Regions from separate parts of the Homo sapiens genome. Here region 2 is linked to region 1. A link is a contact called in ENCODE Hi-C or POLR2A ChIA-PET data. All regions are on one chromosome and are shown on one strand. Each heading gives the region's core, a stretch centred on a gene start or an enhancer-like site at or near the end of the contact. The rest is flanking DNA. Distances are from core to core; before and after follow the strand shown. Region 1 overlaps ROR1 (receptor tyrosine kinase like orphan receptor 1). Region 2 overlaps UBE2U (ubiquitin conjugating enzyme E2 U).

Region 1 (6,769 bases), core at 3,302-5,801:
ACTATGAATTGAAACAAGGCAAGCTCTGTGCTCCCATTTGGGGAAAGTTAATATTTCACATGCTCTCGAGAATTTAGGAGCTTGGTAAAAACTTACTATTAAACAGGGCTTTTCTTTAATTCCTTTTGTTTAAAAATTTTCTTGTGAAACACTCTATATACTGTGCCTCCCTCTGAGACGTCAGTGGTGCCAGAGACCGTTAGGGAGTTTGTGTAAATAGAGAGAGGGCCAAATGCTGCCCACACAAGTAGTGAGGCATGAGGCTGAGTGCGTGGAACAGTTCCATAGCTAGCCCTAGGCTCTGAAGAGTGTCCTGAGACCTCATCTGGGTCCCAAAATCGGTGGGCAGTGCTGTCTCCGCGAGACAATGACCAGCATGAGGAAATACCTTTAACCATTCATCTTTTTAAAAAGATAAGTTTGCTAAGCAAATAAAACCAGTTAGCCTTGAAAGTTCAGTATTAATGAATGTTAATGCATATCTTGAGATTTTCTAAAAAACTGACAAATCTTCCAAAAGACAGGAATATCTAGAGGGTAAATAACAGGACTAAAATGCTTTGAAACATCTTTGAAATGATGGTTCAATGCACAGGGTCAAAGGGTAGGACTGGTTCTCTTCAAGCATTTTAAAAAAATGCCTCATTTTTATTTAACATTGTTTTGGGAAGGAGTGCATTATATTGACACATTGAGAAAAAAATTCCTTTTTGTTTTTCTAAAACTAATAGGAGCTTAGGCATTATGATTAAGGACCAAAAAGAGCCAATGCCGATGAATGCCCTCTTTCTTCAGCTGTAAAATTTAATGGCCGCTACCGAGAGGTTTTTCTTTTAATCAGCAAAAAATTTATTTTGTCCTTGACATTTTATGCCAAAAATCAGCCCAGAGAATGTGTTTTATAGCCTGGGCTGAATTCCCCTAAAGGTAGAGTTTTCCTATGAGCAGTGTTCATTGAATTGGCTTTTTTTTTTTTTTTTTGCACTAGATAACTATATTAATTTATTAGATAATCTTTTTATTGTTTCAGCAAGATAGAGGAAACTTACACAGAGACAGCAGAGCATAATGGGTAAGCATCTGGGTTCTTTTGGAAGACGAGATATTGGTTTCCATTGGCCTTGCTACTTCCTGTCTTTCTGACCTTGAGTAAATTACTCTTCCAGAGCCTGTTTCTTTGTTCAATTGGGGATCATAATAGTGCCGCCGTCATCATGCTGTCATGATTAATGCACCTAAAGCATTTAGCACAGCTGTCAGCACTTATTGAGTATTGACTAATTATTAGCGATGCACAGTGATCTATAACTTAAAGCTTCGTCTCAGAATATGCCTTCTTATGATCTGATAGTAATAGGAATCAGCAGAAAATAAGGTGGTTCAACTATCCGGGAAAACTACCAAATATCCGCTTAGCAGAGGCAAAATAAATGTAGCTTAAATGCAGCTGAAAATGCTGAAAGCTGCTTTTGTTTCTCATGTTATAGAAATGCAGTTATTTTTATTAAAAGTGATGGGAAATCCATCTGTAATCTCCTGTCTTTCTTTTATCTGTTTGTAAAAATAGCTCAGTAAACCCATAAATGCCAAGACCCTGTTCAGTGTGAGAAACATTGTTGGGCAGGATGGGAAAGTTCAAAGAAATATCAGATGCAATCCCTGCTTTGGTGGAATATTTGGTGTAACTTGGAAAATTAAATGGAAAAAAAATTAAACAACAAAACAGCACCCAGCTGCCAAATAAGTGAGGAAGGAAAGACCTCAGGCTGAAGCACTGGTGATGGGAGGAGGGATTTATTTGAGCTGGTTTTTCAAAGGATGGGTAAGGAAAGAATAGCAGGAAGGCGTCTCATAGGTATGGTTTAATGGTAAGAGCAAAGTCAGTGTAGTGGCAAAGAACAAGGCAAGAGGGTGGAGTGGTTAGCAAGTGAAGGCTCATTAATGCTTAAGGCTACCTTTGAAACAGAAGTGTCTGTCTGACCGGATTCAGGAGGCCTGTCCATCACGCCATTCTCCACCACCATGATTCATTACTCCAGAGTCTCTTATCTTCAAATCAAAAGCAAGACGAGAGGCAGATACAGATATGAGGAAGTGCTTTGCTTTTCGCTACTCTGCCAAACATAGTTTACATACCAACACTGATAATCTGTCAGCCCACCTCTCCTGGACACTTAATCATTTCCCTGGAATCCACTGGAATAATTTTTTTATGCATTACAAAGTATGCTTCAGAGTGTCTATTTCTTAAGATAAGTTTGCATTCCTTTAACCAAGTGGCATTCCCACAAAGCCCCAAGGTGGCCCGTGTTACACATTCCTTCTTACAGCCAAAGTGGTCAGTTAGGAAGGCAGCTACCTTCATGGCCTGTTAGTAAGAATGTTGGACACTTGTTGGGCATTTACTCTGTGGGAGACACTGTTCTCAGTGCTTTACATGTCCAAATTCATTTAACTCTCCAGAAGAGGGAGCAGTAGGAGAGAAGGGTGATGAACAGACCCTACAAACGGACTAAATTATTAAATAATGAATCAGCAATTAGTTCTAAAAATGTTTATGTAGTGCTTACTGTGTGCCAGACACCATGATTAAAGGACAATCGAAGTAACTCGGTAATCACCTCTGAACTGCCAGTATGGGTGTTTTATCACCTTCCATGTTCTGTGTTGACGGTTTATTGAACACATTTTGAGTTCTTCAGGGCAGTGCTTATTAAATTCAGCGTGCGTTTGGATCGCCTGGGAATCATGGTAAAATGCAGATTCCGATTTGAAAGTGCTGTGGTGGAGCCTGCGAGTTTGCATTTCTAACAAGCTCATGGGGGTGGCGACGCTGCACATCCAGGTGACCTCTTGAAGTAGCAAGATCTTAGAGAACCAAGTAAATGGCAGAGGAAATACAAGCAGGATAAGACAGGAACATATTGTCACTTTCACACCAGAAGAGGCAGTAGGCCTGGATTTGGCCCCAGGCCCCAGTTTAACATGATCATTATGGTTGTTGTCGCTACCATGTGCACCAAAGGAATCTAAGAGCTTGGAACCTTAAGGCCCAATGGCACGGTTTACAATGCTAACACACCTTAAAGTTAAAGGAAGAATGTACGCTATCCTAGGAACATGACTGATAAGGTGCGGCAGAGAGAGTGGGGTGGGGCGGGTGGGGTGGGAGGCTAGAAGTCAGGAAACCTGTGTTCTCATCAGGGCTCATTTACAGACTTGCTATGTGACCTAGTTTAATCACTGAGCCTTTCAGTGTCCCGATATCCTCATCTACAAAGCAGACTGGTAAACATCTGCTCTGCCCACCCAGGACTGCAGAAGTGAGACAGGATGCACAAAAGCTCTTGGGAAAACCAAAGAAACACTGCAAATGTGCATTTTTATAATTAAAAAATATAGAGTCTGTCTTCAGCAGTAGGCAGGAAAGAGGGGGTATCTCAGGAGCTCCCACTTTGGTTTATGTCTCTCTGAGGGCTTGTTATGCTTCTCAGCCTATTCTGTATTCAGGAGATGCATAGAGCTTCTGGCTTCATGCTGTTTCAGAGCAGCCCACTTCAGCCTTTTCTTTACCAATAGAAACCCCTAGACTATCACAGCTTGTCCTTCTTGCACTGAACCCATTAAGAATAAAGAAAGTCTCTGGGCTGGGGAGTGGAAGTGAGGGACATAACATTTACTGAGTATTTTATGTGAGTTATTTTACTTAATCTTCACAACACTCCTAGGAGGAAGGTAGTCTGAATTATGAAATTGTTCCAATTTCATAGATGAGGCACCTAAAGCTCAGACAGGCTCACTTGCCTGGGGTTTGGTTTTGTTTCTCTTTGTAAAAGGTAAGTCTTTTCAATTTAGTAGGTCAAAACACGTGATTCTCTCCTTTTCATAAGACTATAAAGTTAGCAACCTCTGGTATCTGGTTAACAGTTCACTTTGTGCAGGTTATTCCAGAGGTAGATAGCATGAGTTTATGTCGAAGCCCAGGATTTTGTGCCAAACATCCGTCTCTTTGCAACAGAATTGGAGAATTGTTCCAGAATTCTTTGAATTCTTAATTTGCAGAATTTCATAAAGAGTTCTACAGCTCACTTTTCCTAGGAATAGAGGAGAGCGGCAACTGAAGACAGCAGGCTTTTTCTTTTTAGTATTGATGATGATGATGATGAGCTTTAACACAGCTTATCCAGGTAATCCTCATGTAGTGCTGTGATGTTGATGGTTTTGTTACCCATATTTTAGAGAAGAGGAAACTAGAGACTTAGAGGGTTAAGAGACTTATACACAGCCTAACTATTCCAAGTGTTTAGGACTAAGTGGACTTTAGTCTTGGTTTTTCCAGCTCCAACTCTGAGGGTTGTTTCCATATTCCCCTGTATTACATGGATTAACCAGTGTTAGTGACCATCCGGCTAAGAAATTAGCAGTGGCTCTCAGTGGAAAAGAGCTACTTGATTCTAATGATAGTAATAATGAAAACAACTGCCAGCTTCCTGTGCTGTTGGTAGGGCCTCCTGGGTTGGCCCTGTCACATCCCATCATGTCACGGGGCATGTGAGATCACGGGGCTGAAATAACCCTGGGCGACTGATGTAAAACAGATTGCGTGTGACACCTGCCCTTGGGCTTCCCAGCGTGGCACTTCAGCCCCTCTTGGCTCAGAAAGCATTTAATATACCCACAGAGTGCTGGGTTCCCCCCCAAAACTTTCTGCAAACTTCCTTGTAACTCTGGAACAGGATCCCAGGCCATGTGGAATCTTGAAAAGGTGATTGACACTGGAGACGCAAGGTCCTGTTGGTTTGGGCTGGTTACTCAATGTCTTTGAGTCTCAGTTTTTCACCTGCAAGTGGGAATAAGGATAGTACTCCGTTCTCTGAGTTGTGAGGGTTAATTGAGCCAGTGGTGCCAGATCACAGTAGGTACCCAGGCAAAGAGGATTGTTGTAGCTTACTTTCTTCTGGATTACATCATCCTTAATTTTTCTCTTTCCCTCTCCTCTCAGAAGTCATCACAAATTCTGACACTTCTAAATTATGCCTTAAGCCTATCTATATTGTGTCTAGCTACCACCTTAGTCTAAATCAGCTTCACCTCTAGCCTAGATTACTATACTAGCTTCTTACCTGGTCTTCTGCTTGTACTCCCACTTGACAGAGCATCTAGAGTGATTTTATTAAAATATAAACCAGATCATTCATTCGCTTTTGTAAAACTCTTCAGCGGTTTCCAATTGCACTTTGAATCAATCTGTACCCCTTACCCTGCAAACTGCCACCTGCTGTGGTCCCTGCCCACTTACCCACCTCCACTGGATGCCCCTCGATACCCAGCTCACTGTGCCTCGGTCATGACGGCCTTCTTTTTCTTCCTTGGATGCACCAAAACCAGGGGGCCTGAGGACCTTTGCATGTGCTGTTTGTCCCCTTTGCCTGGAATGCTATTCTCCAAGATCTTTGCATAGCTGGAAATTTTGTAGCTCTAAACACGGGGTTCTTCCATTTCATAAGACTATAAAGCTAGCAACCTCTGGTATCTGGTTAACAGTTCACTTTGTGCAGGTTATTCCAGATGCAGATAGCATGGGTTTAGGTTTTCATTTAGAGAACCACCTGACCTCTCCGTAGAAACTCACCACATTCTCTCCCCCAGTGACTTTCTAACACATTACAGTGTTTTAATTTTCTTCATGTACTCAGCACTACTTGAAGTTTTCTCATGTATTTGTTGACAGTTTATCTCCACCCACTAGAAGGTAACTCTGGCCAGGGTTACAGCACTAGTTCTAACCAGTGTCTGCTGTATAAGAGGCACTCAGCAAATATTGATTGATTGAATGAATACATTTTTTATTATATATTAAAAATAAGTAGAAATGAATTTTTAAAAATAAGAGGGAAGTCTTTCAATGTCTATATTCAAGCCGAGGTTTGGGATCCAGTGGCCATGGACAGGCCTGATGGGAAGGGGTGGGTGGAAGAATCACTCGTCTTCAGAGCATTGCGGTATGGTGAGAGACCATCTCATACAGCCTACTGCCTCCCGATACTTTCATTCACTCGTTCAGTTATTTGAAAAGAGCTCACTGTGTGCTGCTCTATGTGCTGAACTCTGGGCTCATAGCAACTAACCATGAAAGACCTGGCTCTGCCTTTACCGAGCTTAAAGTTTGACAGTGAAGACTGGCACTGAGTGCAAGAATTTTCCATTGAAACAAGTATTTAACAAGAGAGCAGCACAGGAGGGCCTGGGAGCATTTTGTAGGAGGCCCTCTTCTGGAGGATCAGGGAGTCATCTCTAAAGGAGTGACATCTAATCTAAATCTGGAGAATGCCTGACCCTGTCCACATTTTCTCATCAGCCCTTGAGAACGGTGGAAGGTTTTGCGGATTGGACCAGCAAAGGGGATGCTTTTTTTTTTTTTTTTTTTTTTTTAAGAAAAAACTTCCTCCACCCAGATGACACCTTTTTCTTTCTTTATTTTTTATTTTTTATTTTTTTATTATTATACTTTAAGTTTTAGGGTACATGTGCACATTGTGCAGGTTAGTTACATATGTATACATGTGCCATGCTGGTGCGCTGCACCCACTAACTCATCATCTAGCATTAGGTATATCTCCCAATGCTATCCCTCCCCCTTCCCCCCACCCCACAACAGTCCCCAGAGTGTGATATTCCCCTTCCTGTGTCCATGTGATCTCATTGTTCAATTCTCACCTATGAGTGAGAATATGCGGTGTCTGGTTTTTTGTTCTTGCGATAGTTTACT
Region 2 (6,853 bases), core at 4,136-6,635, 300 kb after region 1:
TCCAGGTTGCCGTTTCTTTTTAAAGTGAGTATACTTCTTTGGTTAGGTGTAAGTATACCCCTTCCCCTGAGAAATATACTTTGTGGGTGTCGGGGGAACACAAAATTTAGTCCAGTAGCATTGCTTACTTGTTCAAGAACATGAGCTTTTTTAGCACCATCATTCAGAACCAGTTTTGTTGTTGATGATTACAGTTTTGTTACAGATATTCTGTTACTTAAAAATGTCATAAGATACTAAAAAACTGAGTTTAACAGCAGGGTAGAGTGTGGATCTATTTGCTCGAGTTACGTACCTCTTTTTTCCTGTTTGTATTTCATTATACCAGATAGTCCAGTAACTTTTCGGCAAAGTTTCTAAGTTGCTAGTTTTAACGAGAAATGTTAAATATTTATTTTCTATCAAAGAAATATATGTTGATAGTTTTAGAGGACAAATAATAGGAATCAGTTTTTAATGAAATATGTCCTCTATCCCTGAGTGCTGCCTGCCAGAGGCAACAATAGCTTTCAACACATTTAGCTGTTTCCTCTGGCATTTACCACCACATTTCTAAGTTGATTCTATACTAATATTTCTAGGCTTTTCGGTTTTAGATATTATTTATAGACTTCATCTTATAAAATACAAAGATTTTGCTTTTATACTACTATTGCTACCCACATTTCCTCTCCCCCATCCTCCTAATATGATTTGGTTACATTAATATGACTTTATAAATACTTGCCACAGATAAACCATAAATGATTATCTTTCTTTTCTTGTACAAAAGGTCTGATTTTACATTCCTTTGTTTTTTATGTGTGTACTATCTTTTCTTCTTCTAAACTTTCTGACAAAGCTATAAAACAGCTACTAGGTATTCAGTCAGCATCGAGTCTGTTTTGTTTTGGGAGCCCTCTTTCCTGTGGCACTCTATCCTTCCTCTCCATTTCTGAATTGGCAGTTCTCTTGCAGGTGTGCTGGGATGGCCTTTTTGGTGCCTGCTGGGTTGGAGCTCCTGCTTGCTGCTCAATCCCCATTTTCCTTGTGGTTGGTTTTGCTCCTTTGTTTTGTTGGAGTACATCTTCTAGGAGCTTCCTAGTACCTGGGAGCTAAACCTTTTATAACTTTGCATGCCTAAAAATGTAATTACGTTACTGTCATATGCTCATAGTTTGGTTAAATTTTAGTTTGGAAATAGTTTTCTTTCCAAATCGTAAATACTTTACTACATTTTAGTTTCTAGTGTTGCTCTTGAGAAGTCTAATTTCATTCCGATGTCCAATTTTTCACATGTGATTTATTCTTTTTTTTTCTGGAAGCTTTTTAAACCTTCTTTTTATTCCCAGTGATTTGAAATTTTTGATAATATTTCTTTGTGTATCCTCCCCTTCCCTGCCTCCACATTACATAGGACATTTGATAAGCTATTGAAATCTCAATCTCTAATCATTCAGTTCTGGAAAACTTTCTTATGTGATATCTTTTATAATTTCTTCTCTCTTCATTTTCCCTATTGACTCTTCTAGATCTGCTCTGATTTGAATGTTGGGTCTATTGATCTGATCCTCTAATTTTTTTTTTTTTTTTTAGACGGAGTCTCACTCTGTCTCCCAGGCTGCCAGGCTGGAGTGCAGTGGTGCGGCAATCTGGGCTCACTGCAAGCTCCACCTCCTGGGTTCACGCCATTCTCCTGCCTCAGCCTCCCAAGTAGCTGGGACTACAGGCGCCCGCCACCACACCTGGCTAATTTTTTTGTATTTTTTTAGTAGAGATGAGGTTTCACCATGTTAACCAGGATGGTCTCGATCTCCTGACCTCATAATCTGCCTGCCTTGGCCTCCCAAAGTGCTGGGATTACAGGCATGAGCCACTGCGTGCAGCCAATCCTCTAATTTTTTAAAACCAAATTTCTCCTATTATCCATCTCTTTGTTCGTTGTATATTCTGGAAGATTTTGAGAAAAATGTTTCTGTTTCCTATTTTTCTCTTTTTTTGTGGTTAGGATTGTTCTCTTTTATGGTATTGACCTTGCTCAAATGTCTAGTGATCTTTGACTATCCATTCTTATGATGGACATATGATGAATGGACTATTAAAAAGACTGGAAGTTCTGAATACAGGCTGGGCTTGTTGACAGTTTTATTTCATTGTAGAATTATTCAGTGAGAACCTGGCCATTTCATTAGACTTAACTATTTCTCCTGAGAGGAATCTGCCAGGCTTGTGGAGAGAGAGAGAGAGAGAGAGAGCAAGTGCAAGCAAGAGAGAGAGAGAGCACTGCTAATACTCTGACAGCTGGACGAGGGGAGAGAATCAGGAATCTTGTCTGTTCGATATGATTTATTCCATTTTCAGTTTCTTACTCCATCCTGTTTTGTTTCTACTGTCCTCCAGTCCTGAGTCTCTCTGGCCCAGTTTTTCCAGAGGTTAAATATCTTCCTTCTTGCGTGAGCAGTGGTCATCATGTGATTGCACAAGATGAGGGTATAAGTTTTTTGTCTGTGCTCTCCCTCTTACCCCTCCTTCCAGAGGTATCTGGCACATTCAATTCCTGAACTGTTTCACAGGTTCTGAAGTGCGAATCCATTTGCTTTTCGTTGGTCTCCTCTCATCAAGCAGTTTTTTTTTTCAAATTTCTATGGCCTGCTAAGACAGTTACCACTTGACATCTGCTTTCTATCTTGAAAAATTTTCTTGTCATCTTTCTTTTGCTCTCCTTGAGATTTTATATCTTATTTTTATTCCTTTATTACCATTTTATTGAGGCTTTGGAAATAGTGCACATAAAGCCATATATTCAATCTCCAAGTAAACCAGAATCCTTTCATATTTTTTCTTTATAGTGAAAGATGACAGCCAGGAGTTACCTAAAGACCCACGTAAATGTATCAGGTAAGTTTTTCTTTATACAATTTATGTCGATTTATTTACCAAAAGGACTATTTATTTAAACTCTTTATGTTTTTCATCATAATTAAATGTTTGTTTTTAATTTAGAAACATCTTATAATATCTTTTTAAAATATTGTTTTCAGAAAGAACATGGAAAATTTTGAATTCTTTCTAGTTGAATTAAAATTAAATGTAACTACATGATCTCGCTTTTTTCTTCTGAGATGGAGTTTTGCTCTTGTCGCCCAGGCTGGAATGCAATGGCGCAATCTCAGCTCACCACAACCTCAGCCTCCACGGTTCAAGCGATTCTCCTGCCTCAGCCTCCCAAGTAGCTGCAATTATAGGCACCTTCCACCACACCCGGCTAATTTTTTGTATTTTTAGTAGAGATGGGGTTTCACCATGTTGGTCAGGCTAGTCTTGAACTCCTGACCTCAGGTGATCCACCCGCCTCGGCCTCCCAAAGTGCTGGGATTACAGACGTGAGCCACTGTGCCCGGCCGATCTTGCCTTTTTTATATTTTTGAAAAGAGAAGAATGTATTGTCAACAAAATCAGCACAGATCATTATAGATCACAAAAATTCAAGCAATTTAGGAGAAGATAAGGTCTAGATAAAAATGGTAAGAGTTAGGGCTGAAGCCATTGTACCTTTTGGGAGACAGTCTGTAAATGTGGCATCAGTTCATCTTGAACACCTGAACAAGGTATAGGCCTAGAAACACACATACGGTTCGGCGGCATTTAATTTCTTGAGCATTTCCATCAGCTTTATCTTGATAGTCAATCAGATTTAGAAAACAGCCAATTAACTAGTGTTGTAACAGTGTTTACTTTAGCTCATATTTCCTTGACTAGCTCTGTATAAAAGTTGAGTAAAATTAGATAACTTATGGCCGAGAGCAGTGGCTCACGCCTGTAATCCCAGCACTTTGGGAGGCCAAGGCGGGTGGATCAGGAGGTCAGAAGATCGAGACCATCCTGGCTAACATGGTGAAACCTGTCTCTACTAAAAAATACAAAAAAATTAGCCGAGCGTGGTGACAGCCACCTGTAGTCCCAGCTACTCGGGAGGCTGAGGCAGGAGAATGGTGTGAACCCAGGAGGCAGAGCTTGCAGTGAGCCAAGCCGAGATGGTGCCACTGCACTCCAGCCTGGGCGACAGAGAGAGACTCCATCTCAAAAAAAAAAAAAAAAAACACAAAAACTTAAGTGGCTTATCTTCATGAAAAAATGTTGAAAAATTGCAGAAAGGTAAGCATAATCTAGTTAATGGTACACTAAGTTGGTATTCAATAGAGGACATTGCCACCCCTTAAATGTGTCAATGTGGTTGACCATCCTGGCATAAAATAGGCCTATGATAAATATTCAATGCATAAAGGTGGTTTTATCACCTAAAACATGAATGTCCTTAGATATCAAAAGTTATTACTCTTTATGGTATAGTTATTTGCAGTTCATAAAGATACAGTGCCCGTGTTTACTAATAAGGCAGTAAGAACAGAGCAGAAGACCTTCTGTGGTCTCAGCTTCAGCAGGTCCTCTGAGCCAAACCAAGGATAAATGATGCTAGAATCAGGTCTGATTTGTGGTATTCACCTTGTGCCAGCCTGAACTTCCTAGAGAAGCCTTTAGGTAATACTTATTTGAGGCAATGCAGTCTAGATTTCAATGATACGCTAGACTCATGCTGTGTATCAGGCTGCACTTCGTTGTGTGTCTGTGAATTCTAATGTTAGCCCCTGGTACAGTTGCTCTGAAACAGAGCTCAGTTATGTCTAGTTCTTAGTTTTTAAATAATGCATTCACAATAAGATCTTGCAGAAATTATTCAAAGAAAGATGCTGCTGTTAATATTGTGTGTCTAGTGCCATATGCTTAGAACTTTGCATTACTTCATGAGCTGGAAGAACTGGCCTGGCTGTAGAAATGTATTCCAAAGATATATCCAGGCAGTTGGACCCCCGGTTTCTAAAAGACATAGCAAAACTTAGGCAAGGTCTATTCAACTGGGTACAGTATAGTTGGGGGAATCTAGTTGATGTTCAGGAATTGAAGGTGACTTGAACTTGTGCTAGTCATCTGGGATGTTTGCAGTGGTCTATAGGATACCACTTACAGACAGGTTTTCAGCCCTTGGGAGAACAGCTAGTACTTAGAATGTACTTAGAATGTACTGTAGTCATCCACGTACTTAGAATGAATTCACTGAGCATATGTTGTATACCAGGCATTGTGCCCCAGTGTGAGGATACACACCTGATTAATATGTCATCCCTAACCTCACGAGATTTATATTCTAGCATTGGAAGCCCTCTTCTTTTTTCCCCATTCCATAAATACAAATTATTTGTTTTATTTTGTATTAATTGTTGCACAGTATCAGAAGATGTTCCTCTTCTGAAAGGGAGACAGTGCAAGAAGTAGGCCTGTCGATCCATTAGGTCAATGTAGACAGTATTTGCCACCAGAGAATGTAGTTGGAAGACCACAGGGAAGGTATCAAGATCGTGGCTAAGGGAAGAATGCTGAGGGCAGATTGAATCATATCTAAAATGAGTCATATTTAGCAGAAACTTTCCCCTGTGGTTTTTATTTTTTCTAGGCTTCCTTCAGAGGCCTTCAGTTTTTCACTAAGTCATCCATCTCTGGGGCCTCTTTTAAGTGGAACTGCCTCTTTTAAATGCAATCAGCATTTTATTGGGCCATGACTGTTTATTGTTGTAGTACATAAATATAATATAGTAAGTGCTATGACAGACGTAAGATCAAGATGCTGGGGGAGCACAGAGGGAGAAACATCTTACTCAGGCTTGGCAGGGATTGGGAGACGAACATATAAAGACAAGTTTTCATAGGAGGTGATGCCAAAGTGGCTTCTAGAGGCAGAATGGGGATTCACTGATAGACTATGGGGCCAGGGGATCCTAGGCAGAGGGAACAGCACATTCAACAGGAATGGAGCTACAGCAGGACATCTTTCCAACAGCCTGACACAGGGGAATGCATTTTGACAACCTAAATAAAAAGTTAAAATGAATCATGAATGCCAGGGGCAACCAAAATAAGATTATCAGGAGCTGAGATAAAAACTAGAAGAGGAAAGGGAGGGGAGGATTGGTTGCTCGGTAATCATGAGAGGAGATGAAAATGAAACATAGATGGTGAACATGCTAAATATACACCTGTATGCGAGTGGCTAAATCATTTAAAGGGGCAGGCACGAGACAAAACTTGAGGGATACAGACAGAAGAGTGTAACTTTTGCATTTCATATTAAAAATCCTAAGACAAATGCATGCCTTTGACACAGCATTTCCACTTCTAGAAATTTATCTTTATAGATATATTTAAACAAATATATAGAGATTCCAAAAATGTTCATCATAGAATTATACATCATGAGAAATTGAAAACAGAATGTCCAACAAAACTGATTAAGTAAACATTGGTTTAGGCAATAATGTCCAAAAAGCAGCCTTTGGGTATGATTCTGGAGACATAGTTGCTAACATTAAAAGTAAGCGGGCCGGGTGCAGTGGCTCTTGCCTGTAATCCCAGCACTCTGGGAGGCCGAGGCGGGTGGATCACCTGAGGTCAGCAGTTTAAAACCAGCCTGGTCAACATGATGAAACCCCGTCTCTACTAAAAATACAAAAATTAGTTGGGCATGGTGGCGCGTGCCTGTAATCCCAGCTACTCAGGAGGCTGAGTCAGGAGAATCGCTTGAACCCGGGAGGTGGAGGTTGCAGTGAGCCGAGATTGCGCCATTGCACTCCAGCCTGGGCAACAGAGCGAGACTCTGTGTCAAAAAAAAAAAAAAAATTAAGTGAAAAGTTGGACACAGAAATTCAGTGTTGCAAGATTAAAAAGTTCTAGAGATCTCTTGCACAGCAATGTAACTACACTTAACACTACTGAACTGTACACTTAGAAATGGTTAAGATGATAAAGTTATGTGTTTTGCCAC

Evidence for each region. A loop is a pair of places that touch in the nucleus more often than their neighbours do. ChIA-PET counts read pairs that join two places held with the same protein, here RNA polymerase II (POLR2A). Pooled maps may share reads with other maps.
Region 2: a map of PC-9 shows a loop between it and region 1 (4-fold over the local background). The contact joins two enhancer-like sites. A Hi-C loop is called at or near these places in 3 of 168 maps with a recorded cell type or tissue (GM23248, PC-9 and prostate gland) and 2 of 50 pooled maps. POLR2A ChIA-PET finds 5 or more read pairs at or near these places in 2 of 52 experiments (both WTC11).

The regions. Positions count from the first base shown.
Region 1 is chr1:63,918,525-63,925,293 of GRCh38, forward strand. All of the region lies in intron 1 of ROR1 (receptor tyrosine kinase like orphan receptor 1), which reads left to right. Among named protein-coding and RNA genes, the nearest start is that of ROR1, 150 kb to the left of the region's middle. Within about 2 kb of position 4,552, at least 7 of the 41 ENCODE cell types and tissues checked have a DNase peak (open chromatin) inside an H3K27ac peak, as active enhancers do.
Region 2 is chr1:64,218,031-64,224,883 of GRCh38, forward strand. It overlaps UBE2U (ubiquitin conjugating enzyme E2 U), which reads left to right. Exons shown (of 10, transcript NM_001366232.2): 6 at 2,829-2,877. Among named protein-coding and RNA genes, the nearest start is that of UBE2U, 18 kb to the left of the region's middle. Within about 2 kb of position 5,386, at least 3 of the 41 ENCODE cell types and tissues checked have a DNase peak (open chromatin) inside an H3K27ac peak, as active enhancers do.